5 separate regions of the Homo sapiens genome follow, and regions 2, 3, 4 and 5 are each linked to region 1. The links are chromatin loops, found by intact Hi-C in ENCODE. Cell type or tissue: CD4-positive, alpha-beta T cell. All regions are shown on one strand. Region 1 holds the start of PPP4R3A (protein phosphatase 4 regulatory subunit 3A). Region 2 overlaps TC2N (tandem C2 domains, nuclear). Region 3 overlaps CCDC88C (coiled-coil domain containing 88C). Region 4 holds the start of LOC124903360 (a long non-coding RNA gene). Region 5 overlaps CCDC88C (coiled-coil domain containing 88C).

Region 1 (4,000 bases):
ATATACTCCAGATTACCACTTTCAATTTAAATAGAACATCAATATTCCCAGAGTCTTCAATTACAGAAGGGCTAGTCTTGTTGGTTTTTCATGGAATTGGAGTTCTGGGGAGAGTCCAATTGAAGAAAATTCCTTGAAATTAGTTTGCAATAATTCAGATACAGAATCGCTACAATCATAATAAACTGGCATCGTTAGCAACTGCAAAATATAAACTAATGTACAAAAAGAAGTGGAAGATAACTTACTTTCACGTTTGGAAGTAACAATTTGAGAATAGTTTTACCCCACTTGAGTATTTTAAGTGAAATTCACTGTATATCGCCAAAAACAGTGGCAATCCCTACAGAGAATAAGCCTTTTAAAATATGAAACAGCACATGTGGAAAAAAGAAAAAACGTGAAACACTTATTTTCAAACAACTTAGTCTTTGAACCTTGAGGGCTGTTTCAAAATTTGTGAAGCATAAACACTAGGGAAGATCCGAAAGGTTTTAAAAATTATCTGCCAACTTCTCTGCACCTGTTAACCAAATTATGAACACCCATTTAAGCAATCAAAAAAAGCTCATATGATTCCAACTTTGCAAGATGTTTATATAGTAAGCTACACACAAAATTCTGCATTACTATAAAAAAGACAACCAACACTGGTGAACGAAAATCTTCGCAAGGGAAAGCGTTTTCTCTTAGTGTAGAGTTGCCAGATACAGTGTTGCCAAGCTTCAACACGATCAGAAACATGTAGCAAAAAGATGTTTAAAAAGAAAAACAAAAAAAGCACAGCAAAACGTTCTTCAAAGTGTGAAAGGTCCAAGAACTTTCTTAGCTCCAAGCAAAGTTTCATGCCTGCTTTACAGATGGGTGAACTAAGGCAGCAGATCGGATTAATCAGTGTCTTTCTCAAGGTCACTCTAGTGCAAAAGAACAGCACACTCCGGACTCCCTATCTCAGGTCCTCGACCTCTCCACACTCCAGGGCGGCACAGCTCAAACACGCTTGGCTCTCCTCGTACCCAAAATGCCACCAGGCACTCAGAGAAAGGAAACATTTCAAGCGCTCTCCGGGGAGCTCCCGCAAGACTGGGGTACCTGGGGCCCGTCCTCCCCCGAGGTGGCCGCCCTCCCCAGCCGTCCCTCTGTTCTCGTGGAGCGAGCGCCATGCCCCGCAAGAACCAGGGAGGCGGCCCAGGGCCGTGGGGGCTGCGAGGGTCCCGCCGCGCGGGGCTTCACTTACCGTCGCTCTCAGCCCTGACAAGCAGGGACATGCCCTTCAGCCGCTCCACGTAGCCAGACGACACATGCCCGGTGCCCCGGTCGTCCCACTGCCGGTCCTCGTTGAGCGTGTACACCTTCACCCGCCGCCGGGTGTCGGTCATCGTGCCGCCCGGGAACCGGGGCGGGGGCCCCGCCAGTAGACGCCCAGGAAAGGGGCCCTGGAGAGGCGAGGGGCGAGGCGTGAGGGCGCCCGCGAGCGGAGGGCTCCCCGGCCTCACTGCCGCCGCTGGGCGCCGCGGGGCCGCGCCGCCGCCTGCATGGCCCGCTCCAGGGACCGAGCTCTGGGCCGCCGCCTTTCCTCGCCTCCGGCTCCCCGGCGCTATTGTCCAGGCCTGGCGAGCCCGGCGCCCGGCAGCCCCGAGGGGGCCGCGCAGCGCTTCGTAGCCTCCCGCCCCGCAGCGCTAGGAACTCGGGGCTCCCGTCACTGCCCTGCTCCCGCCTCCGCCATGATCTCCGCGAAGCAGCTTCCCGCGCCGCCGCCGCCTCCTCAGGCCGCCGCCGCCGCCGCCATATTTTCCTTCCTTATACCTGGCCCTGCCACCGCGGCCAGTGGCTCCCTTCCGCTCCCCCTGTTTTAAACGTCAGAAGCCGACAGGCGCCTGATCCTGCTGCAACTGCTACCACTGCCCGGGAGACTCTGAGGGCCCCCGGCCGCCCAAGCGACCCGGACTAGTGGAAGTCGGTTTCCCTCCGCCGCCGTCTCTTCCGTCTTCCTCACACAGCCAAAACCGCCGCCATCTTGGTTCGCCCCTCAAAAGCGGCGCGCGGGGCCACCCAGGGAGCAGCTGCAGGGGCGGCTCGTAGCCCCACCATTTAAAGAGACAGCAGCGAGACCGGGAGCCTTACTGCGGCGGAGGCTTCCGACGGAGGCGGGAGGCGGGCGCGGAGTTGCCGAGGTGGCGGGAGCGCAGGGAGCGGAGGAGGCGGGACGCAGATTGCGCCGGTGACAGCCCGAGGCTCCCTCCCGCCTCCTTGCACGCACCGTCGTGCGAGCGCTGGGCGGTGTGTGCGTCCGTCGCGCCCTGTGTTCGTCATCAGCCCCGCTCCAGGATGCACGAGGGGCGTGGATACGTTTGCGGCCTCTGCCCGCGGGCCCCGGCGCTTCGGCCTCGCCTCCGCCCGCCGCCACCTTCCCTTGTTCCTGCCCCGTCCCTGCCTCTGCCCCTGCCCCTGGCCTGCGGACGCCGGGCAGCGTGGGCCTGGGCCCCTACCCGCTTCCGAGAGCGTTTTCCCGGGGCCGCCTTTATGGCTGAGTCGGGCGCTCGGGACCCACCCGGCGCCTTGCGGACTTGAGGGAATGAAATGGAAACGCTTCCGGGGAAGGTCGCGGGTGTGGGCGCCTAGGTCGGCGCAGCCTTGGGAGCCGCCGTGGGTCGCGGACTGGCGTGGCCAGTGTGGAAACTTGGGACTGTTTGCGATTTCTGGGCGTGGGACCGAGTTCCAAGTGACAATTCTAAAACTTCACCTTACAGCCTAGGCAAGCCCCAAGTGCTCCATTCCTTCATCCCTATCAGAACTGTCTGCCAGCCTTTCTTGTCGGAAAAGGAACTTAAGGCGCTCACAAAAACAAATGCGACACTGTGTAATCGGGAGGAGTAATTCTCAGCATTAGGTAGTCCTGTGTTTTGAAGACCTACTTGATGTCAAGTATTGTTGATCTTCACAAAGGAATATCATTCTCGTTCCTATCATGCAGCTCATATGCCACCATTTTGGTGGCTTTTACCATTTGCCAGGCCTTGCCAGGTCGGGCTTGTCCGCTCGGAATATAATGCAGCCACACACATAACTTTAAATTTTGCAGTAGCCACAAAAAGTACGAAGAAACTGGTGAAATTAGTGTTAACGTTTTAGTGCGGTATTTTCAAAAGTTATTTCAATAATCAAATTACTAATGAGATATACGTACAATGTCTTAAAAATGTGATATATTTTGTCCTTCCAGCAAGTCTCTGTTGGGATACTAAATTTTCATCAGAAATATCTACGTTTAGATTTTATTGAAAAAAAATTTTTTTTGAGACAGGGTCTCTCTGTCACCCATCCTGAAGTGCAGTGGCTCAGTCTCAGCTCACTGCAGCTTCAACCTCCTGGGCTGAAGCGATTCTCCCATCTCAGCCTCCCAAGTAGCTGGGACCACAGGTGCGCAGCACCACTGCCAGTTAATTAATTAAATTTGTTATTATTTTTTTTTTTCGGTAGAGACGGGTTTCACTGTTGCCCGGGCTGGTAGAGTTTATTAAATTTACAGTTGAAAATGTAGATTCACATATTCTGTTATTCCAATCATACTTAAAAGTTTTCCAAAAGCTGAATCAAGTATCAGTTTTTAAATTTAGCTGGGCGCGGTGGCTCACGTGGTCAAGGAGTTCAAGACCAGCCTGGCCAACATAGTGAAACCCCGTCTTCACCAAAAATACAAAAAAATTAGCCGGTCATGGTGGTGTGCGCCTGTAGTCCCAGTTACTCGGGAAGCTGAGGCAGGAGAATCCTTGAACCCGGGAGGCGGAGGTTGCAGTAAGCTGAGATTGTGCCACTGCATTCCAGCCTGGGCAACAAAGCGAGACTCTGTCTCAAAAAATAAAATAAAATAACAATTTAAATTTAAAAATTAAGTAAAATGAAAAATTCAGCTTGTGAGTTGCACTAGCCAAAATTTGAAGGCCTGGTAGCCACATGTGGCTAGTGGCTAGTTTTGGAAGGTTCGAGTGCTTGACATTGC
Region 2 (4,000 bases), 330 kb after region 1:
TAATTTGGATGGGGCGGGGCATAACTACTTTACCACGAATAGTTCTTTTCAACATGCTCAGCTTCTTGCTCTCAGCTTCTGCTACTTAACCATGAGAGAGGAACAATGTTATGAAATGATGCACTTCGTTTTTAAAATTTGTAATTATTATGGATAACACAAAGGTAGTCTATCATCCTTATTTCTCTTTTTTCTTTTCTTTTCTTTTTTTAATCATCTCCCTAATCAATGGATCGCCTCTCCTTCTAACCTTTGTTTCTCAAAATACGGATTCTAAACTCACATTTACTTGTGAGTGCAGAATCACTATTCTCTCCTCAGATTCATTCAAACTTGGCTTCTACCCTTACACTGTACTTAAATTATGTCTGCTGAGGTTAAAGCCCCCATCCTAACTTCCAAAGACAATAGGCACGTAATCAGTTCTTGACTCCCAGATAGACTTCTCTCCTTGTTAAAACTCTCCTCTCCTGGCTTCTATGAGACCACTGCCCCCTAGATTTCCTCCTTTCCTGATGCTCTTCCTCAGACTCCTTGGCTGTCTCTACCCATCGCTTAATGCTGGTGTTCCCCATCCTTGGTCTTGCCCTCTTCTTACACTATACTTACTTGAATGATTTCTTACACCCTTACAGGATTAACCACCACAAATCCACTGCTGCTTCCAACATTTGTAAGTCTGATCTTGACTTCAGAAAACCTGATACCAATATATCTATTGGTATATATCCACTAGACAGCTATGCCAGATGTCCCGCCAGAATCTCAAACTCATTTTCTCTCCACCTGAATTAATCTCTCAATATTAGTTTTATTCGTAAATGCACAATTATAATTCATATGAAGTCAATAAAATACAAGATATACTTAAATTTTTCATGAAGGGTTAAACAAAGAATAAATTTGTATTATGGCCTCTTCCTCAGTTATGAAGGTAACTCATATTCATTAGCAAAAATTACAAAATACAAAAGAGATGATAAAAAGCAAATATCCCAGCTCTCAAAGGCAAGCAACATTACTCCCTCCTTCCAGAAAAAGCAATTTTTAACCATGCTGAAGTTACACATCAAAATATGAAACTGGTAAATGGATTTTGTTGTTGTTGCTAATTCTCAATATTTTCCAGGCTATGTTCTACAATATTAATCAGGGAAAACAAATTTCTATTAACTGCCTACCTAAAGGGAGAACTAGAATAATATTTCAATTACAAAAGCAATCCTTTTATATGCTGTATTTTAAATGTTCTAAAGAAATCAATGGTTTTGGCTTGGCATCTATCTTGTCTATACCCAGATGTCTATCGGTGTGCACTATAGCCCACAGTTCATCCACAGTATCTTCCTCTAAAGAAAACCATAGCAAAGGAAAACCTGGAAGAAATAGAAGTCAAATCTAAAACCTAGCTGGGTAGATTGTGGTTTGCAAACACCACAGTAAAGGGACACTTTTAACACCCTTTCGCCACTTCACAAAGTTTCAGAAACATCACAGGTAAAAACCCTCTGCGAAGCTCTTCTCATCAGACCCCGCCAGGGAAAGGAAATTCGCTTCTCTTTCCCCAGAGCCCAGAAACCACCTGGACGCGCCGTCGGAAGCCCGAGCACGGAGCAGGGAGCCGGGCGCCCGGCGCGCGGCCGTCCCCGCCTGGGCTGGGGTCTCCACCGTCCCCGGTCACGGGTCCCCCTAGGCAGAGCCGCCCACCTGGCCAGCGGGGACCTAGCCTCGCCCCGTCGCCCACCCCTGGTGCCCTCCAGACCACCGCGCTTCCAGCTGTCGCGGGGCCTAAAGCTCTCTCAGGCCCCCGCGACACAGGCGTCGCTGAGGAGACGTGGGAACAGCCCCTGGGCCCCACCACGGCCCCATTTTAAAGAAAGTTAAAGACAAAAGAGACAGAACTGACACTCACCTCCAGCCCGCAAGGCGGGGCCGCCCTCACAGGCACCCCCCACAGCCCTGAGCGAGCTGCCAGGTGGGAGAAGCGCACCTGAGCCAAGCCACGCCGCGCCTTTCCCCGCCCGGGTCCCGCCGCCCTCCTCCGGGTCTCCACGTCCCACGCCCGCGCTGGGCCGGCGCCGCGCGGCCGCGGCCGGTTACCTGCTGGAGGCAGTGGGCGCTCTGCTGTCGCCGCCTGCGGGAACTGTGACTCCGGTCACCTCGCGCGGCCGCGCCTCGAGGTCCTGCCTTTCCCAGGGCCTCCCCTACCCTATCACTTACCCCCTCCCCTCCACTTCCCTCCCCGTACCCACTCCCACACCACCCACCAGGGCCGCCCCGCCCCTCGGGACGGGCGCTAAGGGGCGAGGCGAGGCAAGGCGGGGAGGGGCGAGGCAAGGCGGGGAGGGGCGAGGCAGGGCGGGGCAGGGCGGGGAGTGGAGTGGCGCAGAAGGGCTGGGCGCGGAGGGGCGGGGCCTCCCGCGTACCTGAGCCGCGCTGCGCCTGCGTCCTCCGCGACTCCGCGCTTGGCAGCCCCTTCCTGGGAAGGTGTAAAATGCCGCCAGGTGTGGGGTGTGTTTTGGGAGAAGAAGGGAGACAAGCGGTAGGAGGGGGAAGAGAGGGGAAGCTATTGGCCTGAGGAAACTTCTCTGACTTGGGGAGGCAGGGGCAGTCTTTCTGGCGATGTTTATGCACACTTTACTTAGAAGCGGAGTAGTCATGTTGTTACTTGACTTTTAGAGTTTTTATAAAAAGTCTATAAAGTCTTTGAGGATCAGCCCTGCTCTCTGCTTTTGTTGCTATCTGCTACTGCCTTGCCATCAATGGGTGTCTTGGAAAGAATATTAAATGTATCCACCACAGCACCTCACACCCCCGATTCTATGAGGGATCCCCTCTAACCCTGGTAAAGCGGGGGGCCTGGCCCTTTTCTCTGGGCTTCCTTGGTGGAAATCTCAACACTGCTTGGAAATGAGTTTCCTAGACTGTCTGATGAAGAATGGCTTAGCATTTTTTGTTTGTTTTGTTTTGACAGAGGTTCTGTCGCCCAGGCTGGAGTGTAGCGGTGCGCCCGTGGCTCAGTGCAGCCTCGACCTTCGGGGCTGAAGTGATCCTCCCACCTCAGCCCCTCCGCCAAGTAGCTGGGAATACAGGCGCGAGCCAGCATGCCAGGCTAATTTTTTAATTTTTTGTAGAGATGAAGTCTTATTATATGGCCCAGGCTAGTCTTGAACTCCTGGACTCACGTGATCCTCCCACCTCTGCCTCCCAAAGTGCTCCACCTCCCAAAGTGCTGGGATTACAAGCATTGAGCCACGGTGCCAGCCTGGGTGGTGGGACTGTAAAATTGAAAGAAAGGTTCATACTTTTCCTTCTGGAGAGCAGTCTTTCCCAGAGTGAGTTCTGTCCATCTCAAGGTCCTAGAGATGCTGCAGTGGGAGTAGGGGTAGATCACCAGATCACATTAATGTGGGGGAGAGAGACACAAAATATTTGTTTTCCTTGAGATTCACAATGCATACTAGCATTTTACAGGCATAAGAACCATGTTTTACTTTCTTTGATCCTGCATCTCCCAAATGTGTTTGACCATAGAACTCTTTTCTTGAGAAAGGCCTGTTTCCAATCTTGGGCATTAGTGTTTCAACAAACACTTTGAAAACCACTGCTTTCAACTCCTAGTACGTTCACATTTAATAATGTATCACAAATGTTTGCAAAGTTGTGCACTGTTCACACAAAACTTTCATGAGTCATCTCATTTAATCCTGGAAATTGCAATGTAGCTGTTATTATCTTCATTTTGCAGTTGAAAATATTTAAAGGTCAGACAACCAGTTAGTGGTTGCCCAAACATACAGTCAAGATTTGAATCTGAACTTTGAACTCCAAGGCGTTTTAGACTAATATTCATTCTGTCTCTCTCTCATTTGTTCCTTTTTTTTTTTTTTTTTGGGCAGGCTCTCACTGTTGCCCAGACTGGATTGCAGTGGCACAATCATAGCTCACTGCTGTCTCAAACTCCTGGGCTCCAGCCATCCTCCCACCTCAGCCTCCCAAG
Region 3 (4,000 bases), 190 kb before region 1:
CAAATAAAACCACACGGATTTGCCAGGGTTCTCAGCTGGGGCACTAAGAACATTTGCAGATGGAGTGTTCCTGACCTGCGCACTGCAGAATATGTAGCAGCATCCTTGGCCTCCACCCACTCCATGCCAGGAGCACCACCCCCTCTCTTCCCCGGGGTCACGACAATCAAAAATGTCTTGAGACATTGCCAAATGTCCCTTGGGAGGCAAAATTCACCCCACCTTTTCCCACCGCCAGTTGGGAAATTGAGAATTGCTGATTTAAGCTGTGGCTAAGCTAGGTAACGGATAATCCATGCATCCACAATACAGTACCAGGAATGGCTGTAATCCCGGCTCTCCGTCTTGCAGGCAGGGGTTCTAGGAGAGGCGTTAGTGGTGGAGGCACCTACCTGCCTGGCTTTGTCAGCCTTCAGGGTCTCCATGTCACTCTGCAGCTGCTCCTTCTCTCTGATCAGCTCCTCACTGAGGGTCTCCAGATCTTGGTTGCTCTGCTTTTCTCTCTCCAGCTGGGTTTGTAACTTTTCAATCTGCAGAACCAAAAGACCCAGCCCAGTGCAGACATCAGTCCTACGAAGTGAACCATGATTTAAAACAAAACAGAAACCACCCCAACAGAATGCACTGATGGGTCTTTTCTCAAGGGAAGACCTCCTGACATCATTCTGTAGCAACTCCCCACACCACAGCTGTCACTCTTAAGACAGAAAGTCACCAGGAAGCAAACCATCACCATCCCCCCAGCGTCCCTCTGCCCCATCCTTGCTGCCATGTGCTCCACCGCCTGAGGCCGCCACCGCTGGGTGCCCTCGGGGGTTTCACACGCACCCAGCTTCCTGTCCTCCTGGAGACTTCCTGCCTCAGTTGGTGATGTCACCTGGCTGCTCAAGTGGCCCTCTGTTATATCTCTTCCTCTTTCACCTCCATGGAAATGTGTCACCAAGCCCTGTCCTTCTTACCCCTTCCACACTTCCACCATCTCCCTCACAGGCCAGGCCACATTTTGTCTGGCCTGGACAGCCACCCAGTGATCTCCTTGACATCAAGGTCTTATGCCAGAACCCACCTGTTCGCAGCCCTCCTAAACATGAACTACCTAAACAGAGGTCCTTATGCTCCCCGTTGCACACGAGTGCCCGCCTTGCTGAAATGCAGATTCTGACTCAACCTTTTTTTTTTTTTGAGATGGAGTTTTGCTCTTGTCGCCCAGGATGGAGTACAATGGCATGATCTTGGCTCACTGCAACCTCCGCCTCCCAGATTCAAGCAATTTTCCTGCCTCAGCCTCCTGAGTAACTAGGACTACAGAAGCCTGCCACCACGCCCATCTAATTTTTGTATTTTTAGTAGAGACGGGATTTCACTGTGTTGGCCAGGCTGGTCTCACAGGTGATCCGCCTGCCTCGGTCTCCCAAAGTGCTGGGGTTAACAGGCATGAGCCACTGTGCCCGGCCAACCCTTGCATTTCTGATTGCTGTTGCTTCTGGTCTAAAGGTGTGATTTCCTGGGTCCTACCTACCCCTGATGGACCCCTCATCTTTCTCATTCTGTGGTTCTTTGTCCTATACTCCGGTCCATCCCCGAAGAAGACCTGTGCACCTGATGAACCTGCTGGGCTAAGGTATGGGATGGCTGCAGACTTTCTGGCCCCCAGAGGGTTTCCTGTCCTCCCTGCAGCCACTGGCATGGGCAACAGTCTCATGTGGTGCAGCATTAGGTTTTCCTGGGAGTTGTGGGTGCCAGGACCCTGCCCCTCAGCCCCCAGGCTGCATGTCTTCACATGAGCTGCTCCTGCCTCTCATGACAGGCCCCCAAAGGGCTGCCCCTCTTCCTCTAAAAATAAGGATTCTTTTTCCTTCCTGACTCAAAGAATGAACTCTTATGACTTCAATACAAAGCTACAGACACAGAGGAGGGAGGGGGCTTCTCTAGGACCCATGGAGGTGCCTTGAGTTAGAGAGAAAGATGTTTTAACTTCAGGGAACTATGGTTTCCAGAGGTCCCAGACCAAAGCAAGCGTGCAGCCTGGGCTACATTCGGGGTGAGATGAAGAGCCAGGTTGGCACTAGGGGCCCCCTGTGGGACTCAGCAGGGCCAACGGGCTTGCTTACTGACTAGGAAATGCCAGCTGGATGGCTGAGGTTGGAGAGGGAAATTCAGGATGAGCTGAGCTGGCTGAGGGTTGCCAGGCCTGAAGCACAGCCTGCCTCCTGCTGGTGCTGAAGGGTTCACCTGTCAAATGCTGGCGAGCACCCTCTACGTGTCAGACTCTGGGCTGGGCACTGGGGCCAATAAAACAGTCAGTGAGACATGGACAGAGAGTGAAGGGAGAACCACCCTGCAGGGTCGGGCCAGATTCCAGCCAGGCTCAGGGCAGGCCAAGGACGAGAGGGAGGAGAGAGCTCCAGGCTTCAGACACAGGACAGCCCTGCCTGCAAACAGCGGCCCCTCCCTTCCGGCGCCCCCACGACCAGAGAGTGTGTGCCAAGACAGGGCCTCCCGAGGGCCACGGCAGGAGAGGCTGGCGTCGGGCCAGGGAGGAAGTGGGTAGGGCCTGAGAGATCAGCATAAGGAGTTGTGGTGGGTGGGCGACGCCCCCGCCAGGTCCTGTTTGTACAGAGGAGGGGCCACAGCAGACAGGACAGGGCAGAGAGATGCCTGGGCACCACCCTGGTGACCTGCCAGAAGGGGCCCCAAAATATCACTAGGCCAGAGAGATAATACTGCAGGCTTTCTGGGGCAGCGTCGTGAGGACCTGCAGAGCTGGAGGTTCTCATCTTCCTAAAGGGCAATTATTTTTATCATGGCCAAGGTTGGGCTGCCACTTATGAAGACATTTCCCGTGCTAGGCCCACATGAATCTAAGAAACCAAAACACTGAGTCAGCCACAGTGGCTCACACCTGTGCTCCTAGCACTTTGGGAGGCTGAGACCGAAGGACTGCTTGAGCCCAGGGGTTTGAGACCAGCCTGGGCAACATAAAGAGACCCCAGTTCCAAAAAAAAAAAATTAGCTGGGCGTGGTGGTACGTGCCTGTGGTCCCAGCTATTCGGGAGGCTGATGTGGGAGGATTACTTGAGCTCTGGAGGTCAAATCTGCAGTGAGCCATGGTCACACTACCGCACTCCTGCCTGGATGACAGAGCAAGACCCTGTCTCAAAAAACCGAGTCACTTTCCCCATGCTGCCCTGCACCAGAAGATGTGGCATGAGACGGGGGTGTCTTCTGTTGTCCTACAAAGAGAGGAAAAACCACCTGGCAGCTCAAACGCTGCAAGGCACACAAAGTTCAAAGGGACAAGAGTGAGGAGCCTCGTAGAAGTCCCATGAGGGAACTCAAGGGACCAGTTCCCAGGAGTGGGGGACCTGTTCCCAGCCTCAGAGATCATGAACCTGCAGAGTGGCTGGGTGCAGTGGCTCACATTGGGACGCTGAGGTGGGCAGATCACCTGAAGTCAGGAGACCAGCCTGGCCAACATGGCGAAACCTCATCTCCACTAAAAACACAAAAATTAGCTGGGCATGGTGGCACATGCCTGTAATCCCAGCTACTTGGGAGGCCGAGACAGGAGCATCGCTTGAACCCAGGAGATGGAGATAGCAAGGAAGCTGAGATTGCACCACTGCACTCCAGCCTGGACAACAGAGCGAGACTCCGTCCAAAAAAAAAAAAAAAAAAAAAGAACCTGCAGAGCCAAGGGACCCAGGTGTCCTGCCACAGTCATGCCTCAGTAAATGACACTGCCAGGACTCACAGCTGGATGGCTGAGGTTGGAGAGGGAAATTCAGGATGAGCTGAGCTGGCTGAGGGTTGCCCATCCTGCATGGCAGTCAGCCCGCAAGAACACTCTGGCCTCCTCCCTCGACTGGAATCTGACAGCTGGTGCATTCAGAGCCCACAGTACACCAGTGCCTCCACAGTGTGAGGCAGGTGGATGAGAGGTCCTCTGACCTGGAATGAGCAAGACCTGTCGGCAATCCCTAGTCTCTCATTGGCCCCT
Region 4 (4,000 bases), 750 kb before region 1:
AGAAGAGGGGACTCATCACTGGTGTGATGAGTAAGTGTAGCCTCTGAGGTCCCCAACTATAGCAAGGAGTGAGAGCAGCCAGTGAACAGGAGTCCTGTGCTTGCTCCATTCCACAAATTCTCACTAGGCACCAACTGCGGGCAGCACTCTGGGCTAGGGGTGGGCTTCACAGAACAGGACTCTGCCCTTAAGAAATCTCTTTGTCCTTGAGAAATTTCACCTCTAGTGGAAGAGAAAGATGTTTTATTTTATTTTCTTCTTTTTTTTTTTGTTTTTTTTTTTTGTTTTTTTGTTTTTTTGAGACAGTTTCAGTCTTGTCACCTAGGCTGGAGTGCAATGGCGCGATCTCGGCTCACTGCAACTTCCGCCTTCTGGGTTCAAGCGATTCTCCTGCCTCAGCCTCCCGAGTAGCTGGGACTACAGGCGTGCGCCACCACACCCAGCTAATTTTTTGTATTTTTAGTAGAAACGGGGTTTCACCATGTTAGCCAGGCTGGTCTCAAACTCCTGACCTCAGGTGATCTGCCTGCCTCGGCCTCCCAAAGTGCTGGGATTACAGGTGTGAGCCACCGCGCCTGGCCGAGAAATGTTTTCAAAACAATGTTAAAAATGCAGTGACTGAGACAGACATGGTGTCACAGAAGAATTAAGAACAAGCACCTCAGCCAACCTGAACTAAAGCTCCAGCCCTCTGAGCTTCCTCTGGACTCTCTAAGTCCCTGCTTGCTTCCAAAAAGAGAACCAATGAGGAGCCGACTAACACAAGCAACATTAAATATGAATATGGGTCAGTGGCAATAAAAGGGTTCTTACTCTTCTTACACTCTCTAAATATAAACAGGAAGCTTTGACCAGCAACCTGAGATGAGCGGCCACATGCAATACACCCATCTAGCCGCCCACCATGAGCAGAATCCAGAATGGGAAGAGGCAGAAGAGATCATGGAGTCAGAGACAAACAGTTAGCAGAAGGCTTAACGTGGTGGATCTCCACCAGGCATGGCCCCACAGCGCCCCCTCACAACCCCTACTACCACATCTCTGGGTTTCCTACATAGGCAAAAGAAAGCACCCCGGAAAGCTCCCCTGAACCACCCCGTTCCCTCCACTCATGGACTTTTCTATAAAACTACTTGTTTCACTGCACCCGAAGTGATCTCAATGTTTCCAAAAATGAAAAGCAGTCCTGGCGCGGTGGCTCACATCTGTATTCCCAGCACTTTGGGAGGACAAGGTAGGAGTATCATTTGAGCCCAGGAGTTTGGGGCTGCAGGGAGCTATGATCGCACTACTGCACTCCAGCCTGGGTGACAGGGCAGGACCCTGTCTCTAAAAAAAGAAAGAAAGAAAAGAAAAGCAGATTCTCAAGGAAAAAAGATCGAGCTCTATCTTCTCTCCTGTCCTCTCTTTGCAAATGAGGAGATTCAAGCTCAGAGATGATTTGCCCAAGGTCACATGGGCAAATCCTGATCCAATGAGCTTACTACCACAGCAGGTCCACAGCAGTTGCCACACAGCTCCCAACAGACTGGAGACTTTTTCTGCCGGGGAAAAGGCAATGTCAGTGGTCACTTGTCTGTCCTACGGCTCTAGGATGACACCTAGAAGATCATGGTCATTAGCAAATATCCAATTCATAAAGACTGGGATTAGATCTCACTTGAAGACATGAATCTCTCAAGGAACACTCCAGGAAAATCCTCTTTGGGCTTTTATAGTCCTTATGACCAGGAATTTTCGGTCCACGAAAAATATGACGTACTTCAATTCCTGCTAAAGCAGGAAACGCACCTTTACATCCTTTCTCTTTGTAAATACCCACGCATTGAATGTTTAACGTATTAAATGCTGTCAGCTTCTACGAGAGTCTCTATAAATATGGTCTCAGAAAACAATAAAGGGGCACATCGGTGAAGGCTCAGCTGCTGCCTGCGAACAGCCAGGGCCTGTGAGTGTGAACGCCTCCCAGAGAGCTCGGCTTGGTGAGTCCCTAAGAAGGCTCACTAATGCGAGGTTAATCAAGAGAGTTGGCAAGTTTGCCTTTCTTCTCCATCCCTGAACTCGAGTTGAATCGCGGAATCAACCCAAGTACAGGGGCTTCAAATGGTCAGCCGGCCTTGGGGCACCACTGTCCCGGTGGCCGCGGCAGGAACCAGTCCTGCAGTCCTGCGGCGGCACCTGCGCGAGATGCAGGGCACTGGCTCCAGGACGGCGGGGCGGGGCGGGGCGGGGCGCGGCGGGGCGAGAGCGCAAGGAGGGGCGGGGCGAGACGGGGCAAGAGAGTGGGGCGGGGCGGGGTCGGGGACAGCAGTGAGCGGGGCGGGGCGAAACGCGAGGGGAGGGGAGATGGGCGGGGCGGGGCAGGGGGGGCACGGTCCCAAGGCCGACCCGGCCGAGGACGCCCGGAGCAGCTCCGCGCATGCGCAACTGTGGCGCGCGACTGCGCTAGAACGCGGCTCCCGCGACCCCTGGCGGCGGCTGCCGAGGGGCTGCGGGACGACCTTGGGCGGCAGCTAGCAGCGAGTCCTAGCTGATGTGGCCCTGAGTCAGCTTTTAGAGGTCCCAAGACTCGTTCACAGGCCGCTAAACGCAAACTAAGGCACCTCCCAGCACACCAGGATCGACGTGTCCTCCTTCAGTCCGGACTCGGCGGAATCTGCACCTGGGAGCCCCTCCCCAAATGACCTGCTAGCCGCAGTCCAGGAAGCAGGCACCCCTCACTCCCCTTCTCAAATGGGGGCTCTATTCCTGTCTCTAGCTCTGGAGTTGTTGTGAGGATAAAGGGAGGTAAGGGACAAGTGCTTAGAACAGTGTCTAGAAGGAATTATTTTAATGCTGTAGTCATTATTAATAATGTATTATATTTTTACAATTCCAGAACCTGGCACACAGTAGGCACTCAACAAACCGTTCCTCTGTCTGTCTTGAGAGACTGCGGTGGGCCCTGCAGGGCAGCTGCCTGCCTCTGCCTGGTTCGAGGAAGGCCCAGCCAGGCCGGCCCCAGCTTCCTTCCTGCTCTTCTGTCCCACTCCGACCCACTCCGGAGAGCCACGCTCTGAGCCGCACATGACTCTCTCCTTCTCCACAGAACAATCTGTGTTCTGCTCCCGCCCCCGAGAGAGTTCTGAGCTTTCCAAATATGGATGCTTTTTGCATTCCCAAAGCATCACGAACATTTGGGAGAAGAAAATGAACACCAGACATGGTTTGGAAACGATGGAAGCCAAGGGATGGGTGGTGACGGAACAAGCACCGTACTAGGAGTTTTAAAATATAAAACACGAGTCTGGCCTAGGTGATGTCTTACAACCTTACTAGCTTTGTAGCAGTCTAGGCCCCAAAGAGATCCTAGAAGTAAGCACCCAAACCCTAAGAATAAAAACTACAGCGGCCACCACCACACATTGCAGAGGCGAAAACTGCATTAAGGAGGCCCAGAGAGTCACCTGCTGTCAGAGGAAATGAGCAGTGGGAGGCAGTCCCTTGAGAGCCAAACAGCTTGAAAGTTGACAAATTGAGATGAACCAGCTCGTCGGTGAGTGTAGGCAGAAGAGGCATTAGACACAAGAGTATTTGTTTTTATATCAGGCCCAAACCAAAACCTATTCTGAAATGGAGTGGATCTCAGAATATACTGAGAAGTTTGCCCTTTTGCTTAGGCACCTTGTGTGTTATTCAGCTAGAGTTTATCTTCAATAGTGTGCCCCTGGATGCCAGGGCAAAATGTTAAAGAATGGCCCCGTCACAGGCACCCCTGTGCAGCAGGCACTGTTGTCCCTGGCGCACATGCAGGGAGATAAAGCAGGCAGCTTAGATATGACACAGCCTCAACACCCAACCCAGAATAAGCACTCACATATTTGCTGATTTAATGAATTAATTAATTATACAGTCTAGTTTGAGAGAGGCAAATGGCAGATGTGAAATAATTAAAATCTGAATGCCAAATTAGATGGTACTAGCTATAAATAGAGGTGGAATCAGAGGATGGAGAGATTGG
Region 5 (4,000 bases), 190 kb before region 1:
TGGATGAGATGCTATGCAGAGATTTCTTTCTGTGACTTCACAATTATGTTGAAGAAAACTGTGATAGTGTATGCAAATTACTTTTAAAATTCTAAATGAGATGAAAAATAAGCTAAAAATAGTAAAAGGCAGACTATCTACTCTGCTTTTAAACAGCTCAGGTGCAAATGGAGAAGGGAAGAGTCTTGAGTCAGGAATGGGAGTTCCTGGCCCCCTCCTGCCACAAGCAGGTGCATGATTTTAGGTAAGTCATGGGGTTGTTTTGGGGAGGGGAAAAAAAAAGGTATGCAAAAGCCCTCTTAAGAAAGGAGCCCGGTTCTTCCCCCCTTCATTTACCCAACCCAGTGCCACGTCCTCATCTCTTGGGGCCTTTCCACACTGTTGCTAATACAGCGATTCCTCCCCCTACCTCTTCACCCCAGGGGCTGTGGGTACAGGGGGGTGATGGCTTTCACAGCAAACACATAAATCTGGAAATGTGTGTGGTTCAGATTCCCCGGGTGATCATAAAGACTGAACAGCATCTCGTTTCCCTCTGAGTCTTCATCCTCTACCAAGGATAACGACATGGACCACCCAACAGGCCAGAACGCCCTAAAGACCCAAACCAACAGCAGGCGAGAAGTGGAGGGGATGGTGTGTACCTGGCCCCAGCCCAGCACTGACACACACATAAACACACACACACTCCACATACAAGGACGCTTGGAGGGCTCCATCCCAAATAAGCTGTAAATGAAACTAACCTAACTTCAACACCAAGCCTCAAATAAGACTCCATTATTTCAAAACCTGTGGTCATCTGGACAGTGTCTCTGCAGAATTCATGGGGGTGAACCCATTTTTAAAATTACAGAAAAATATATTTAAAAAGTACCATTTTAGCCATTTTAAAGTGTTTGGATCTGTGGCATTAGGTACAAGCACACTTTTCTGCAACCATCACCACCATCCCTTTTCACCTTCCCAAACTGACCACAGAGATTAATTTTTAAGGTTCTGTGAGTTAAACAATGGAATCGATGTTTCATTTCCTCTTCCATTAAAGTCAGTGCCTTGAAGACTATTAAAACGACACAATGGTTTACTACTAAAACGCCAGTGTTTCTCTTTTTTTTTTTTTTTTTTTGAGACAGAATCTCACTCTCTCACCCAGGCTGGAGTGCAGTGGTGTGATCTTGGCTCGCTGCAACCTCCACCTCTCAGGTTCAAGCGATTCTCCGGCCTCAGCCTCCTGAGTAGCTGGGATTACAGGTGTGCACCACCACGCCTGACTAATTTTTGTACTTTTAGTAGAGGCGGGGTTTCTCCATGTTGGCCAGGCTGGTCTTGAACTCCTGACCTCAAGTGATCTGCCCGCCTTAATCTCCCAAAGTGCTGGGAATACAGGCATGAGCCACTTTGCCCGGCCCAGTGTTTCTTTACTAGTGCAAATCTCGTCAGCACCCCCCAGCAACCAGAGTAACTGGGTATGTCTTAGTAAGACAGACAAGAAGAGCTGCCCTCTACAGAACACACCAAGGGCCAGAGCCGGGGTTCCTGCTTCACTGTTTTCTCTCACTCATCCTCACAGTCATCTTGTGAGGCAGGTTCATTACCCCTATTTTGCAGGTAAGGAAACTAAAGTTTTAAGAGGTTAAGTACTTGCCCTAGGTCACCCAGCTAACCAGCAGAGAAGCCAAGGCTTTATGCCAGGTCTTTCTGGCTCTCGAAGCCACTGCCCCATACACTCAGGCTTTGCTTGCACGATGCCATCATTCTAGCAAACACTAGAATGATGCCAGCTCCTAGCTAGGCACTAGGAGTTGACAACACTAAGAATAAATCACGGTATTAACTTTAAAGAGCTCACACATTATAGAAAATGGTCTAAATCGGTGAGGCCTTCTCACCAGCCACCATGGTCTCTAACAAATATTTAGTTGATGAGAGACCATCCTAGCTGCTTGTACCACCTCTCTGCTCCACCAGGGGGCGCCCCCAACTTGGACTTCCAGAGGCAAGGGATTTGGGGGAACCCCCTTGTGCAGCCCTCAGGCCCCAGAACTACGCACAGATATCAAAGCACAGACAGCTAACTTCTCACACAGATTCACAGTGAAACTGGTTTTAGGTTCGGAACTGATAGGAACCCCCAAATGCAAGAAATATTCACCTGTTTCCAATAACCTTTCCAGAATGCTTAGATGTCTATCAGAATTTTTTAAAGCCACCCACTAAACAAGCCAAAAGCCCCATCACACCCTGGAAAGTCTAAGTAACTATGAACTTGCACGATCACGTGCACGGGAACGGTGAGCGTGTGCTATTTTCAAACACAGGAACTGGCTCATTGTTTGCCGGGGCTGAGGCTTCCTGCGCAGGGGGCTGAGTGCGGCCCCGCCCACGCTTCCCATGACCGACACCTCCTCTCGGGGCGCGGGGCAGTGGGCAGCAGAGCAAGCCCAGGAGGGAAGAGGGAAAGGGAGAGGCCTGGCAGAGGCGCTAAGAACCTGGGTCTCCGGGGCAGCAGCCACTCAGCACCCTCCCCACCCAGGAGAGAGAAAACAGGCTGCCTCCATCTTGCCCAATTATGCAAATGAATGGAGGAAATGACGCCCTGGGTACATTTATAGCAGGGATTCGTGGCCACTGGTGATGGCTCCTGCCATCCAGGGCTTTCAGCCATCCACAGATGGCCTCAGAGAGCCTCTGGGTGTCAGTGCACTATAATCTGGAAGCTCCCGGGAATGTCCATATGGGAATTCGGAAAACTGGCAACACTTAATTTGTGTTTTGCGTCCTGACATCAAGGCTGCCAGACCCCTCGTGTCTTCCCTGGGGAGAACTGTAATGAAACAGTTCCAAGTGGAGCTTGAAGGAAATCATGTTTGCCTGGGATGAATGGATGGGCTAACATGGCAGATTCAGAGCCCAGGACTCAGCTCCCTGGAGGCAGCGGCGGCCACGGCCAGGCTGGCTCCCCGGCACCAGGCGCTACCTACCGTCTGACAAGTCTGCGTTCTTGGACAGCTGCTCCAGCTCCCAGCCAAGGTGGGCAGATTCGTTCATGCTCTGCTTCTGTGCAATCTCAAGGACCATGTTTTCTTCCAGCAGCTCCTCAATTCGTTTCTTATCTGTGTCCCGGTCCTGGGGCAAGCAAGAAGAGGCAAGAAGTGAGGCTGCACAGCTGGAGATCCCCCTGGACAAGCCTCAGCCCCTGTATAGCTACCGTCATGTGCTGTGGATGAAGATGTACTGGCTCACTTCCAAATAAACAGAGCTGCACAGAAACATCCCAACACAGGGCCCTGCTATGAGAGGGAAAGCCACTCAAAGGTACCCTGACCTGGCTACCTAGGTTATGAAGACAGACCCGGCCGGGGTCCCTAACTGAATGCTGTCTGAACAAAGTGACATACTGCACAGGGCTTTAAAGCAAGTGTGCAGTGATGGGCAGCTCTGTGGCTCTAGCGAAGCCCTAACAGGCCTCTAAAGCTGTTAACAGGCTAACAAATCACAGCTCACCCCACACCATCAACACTGGCAAAGACCCTTCTTCCAAGACACACACACACACTCATTCCTACAGAAAAGCAATACAGAAGTCAAGTGCTCTGTTTGTGGGTGTTAAGTGGCACCCGCTCAAGCCTGCTGATTTTAGCAAGCTACTCCCCGCAGTCAACAAGTCATTCGTGGTAGCAGTGGCAGCAGCAACGGCAGTAGCAGCAACAAACCCAGTAGCTAAACTATCAGAGAAGGGCACGCCATAAACCTGAACCTGCCCCAATCGGTTTTCTTTTCTTTCTTTCTTTTTTTCTGAGACAAGGTCTTGCTCTATCACCCAGGCTGGAATGCAATGGTGTGATCACGGCTCACTGCAGCCTCAACCTCCCAGGCTCAAGCAACCCTCCTGCCTCAGTCTCTCCCAAGTAGATGGAACTACAGGCTCACACCACCATGCCCAATTATTTAGTTTTCGTAGAGATGGGGCCTCGCTAGGTTGCCAGGGTTAGAACTC

The links. Hi-C counts contacts between places; a loop is a spot of excess contacts. Peaks named below come from ENCODE experiments on the same cell type or tissue, not always from the same donor. Only the 100,000 strongest peaks of a DNase experiment are listed, where the experiment ranks them.
Region 2: it touches region 1 in a loop (4-fold over the local background); 4 of 110 quality-filtered maps call a loop at or near these places.
Region 3: a loop joins it to region 1, with 3.0 times the contacts of the local background. A loop is called at or near these places in 11 of 110 quality-filtered maps.
Region 4: it touches region 1 in a loop (6-fold over the local background); 3 of 110 quality-filtered maps call a loop at or near these places.
Region 5: it touches region 1 in a loop (10-fold over the local background); 10 of 110 quality-filtered maps call a loop at or near these places.

What each region holds. Positions count from the first base shown.
Region 1 is chr14:91,508,269-91,512,268 of GRCh38, forward strand. It overlaps PPP4R3A (protein phosphatase 4 regulatory subunit 3A), which reads right to left and starts at 2,042. Exons shown (of 15, transcript NM_001366432.2): 1 at 1,238-2,042. The coding sequence starts at 1,379. RefSeq lists enhancers at 642-1,293, 1,294-1,944, 1,762-2,041 and silencers at 1,052-1,101, 1,352-1,411, 1,422-1,521, 2,102-2,301. In CD4-positive, alpha-beta T cell, no CTCF peak of the experiment used is centred here; a DNase peak (open chromatin) is centred at 2,213; H3K4me3 peaks cover 3,139 bases; H3K27ac peaks cover 2,222 bases.
Region 2 is chr14:91,834,271-91,838,270 of GRCh38, forward strand. All of the region lies in intron 1 of TC2N (tandem C2 domains, nuclear), which reads right to left. Among named protein-coding and RNA genes, the nearest start is that of TC2N, 31 kb to the right of the region's middle. In CD4-positive, alpha-beta T cell, no CTCF peak of the experiment used is centred here; DNase peaks (open chromatin) are centred at 1,521 and 2,361; H3K4me3 peaks cover 1,836 bases; H3K27ac peaks cover 308 bases.
Region 3 is chr14:91,315,258-91,319,257 of GRCh38, forward strand. CCDC88C (coiled-coil domain containing 88C) reads right to left here. Exons shown (of 30, transcript NM_001080414.4): 14 at 393-530. Among named protein-coding and RNA genes, the nearest start is that of GPR68, 73 kb to the left of the region's middle. RefSeq lists an enhancer at 854-1,243. In CD4-positive, alpha-beta T cell, CTCF peaks have their summits at 796, 2,213 (motif pointing left) and 2,415; DNase peaks (open chromatin) are centred at 744, 2,514, 2,834 and 3,212; H3K4me3 peaks cover 726 bases; H3K27ac peaks cover 3,959 bases.
Region 4 is chr14:90,756,114-90,760,113 of GRCh38, forward strand. The region is part of intron 3 of TTC7B (tetratricopeptide repeat domain 7B); the gene reads right to left. It overlaps LOC124903360 (a long non-coding RNA gene), which reads left to right and starts at 2,448. Exons shown (of 2, transcript XR_007064302.1): 1 at 2,448-2,787; 2 at 2,879-3,404. RefSeq lists a silencer at 2,215-2,554. In CD4-positive, alpha-beta T cell, CTCF peaks have their summits at 2,491 (motif pointing left) and 2,694; DNase peaks (open chromatin) are centred at 2,418 and 3,018; H3K4me3 peaks cover 1,511 bases; H3K27ac peaks cover 1,455 bases.
Region 5 is chr14:91,321,795-91,325,794 of GRCh38, forward strand. CCDC88C (coiled-coil domain containing 88C) reads right to left here. Exons shown (of 30, transcript NM_001080414.4): 12 at 2,985-3,129. Among named protein-coding and RNA genes, the nearest start is that of GPR68, 79 kb to the left of the region's middle. In CD4-positive, alpha-beta T cell, CTCF peaks have their summits at 1,974 (motif pointing right) and 2,174; DNase peaks (open chromatin) are centred at 2,017 and 2,307; H3K4me3 peaks cover 1,025 bases; H3K27ac peaks cover 4,000 bases.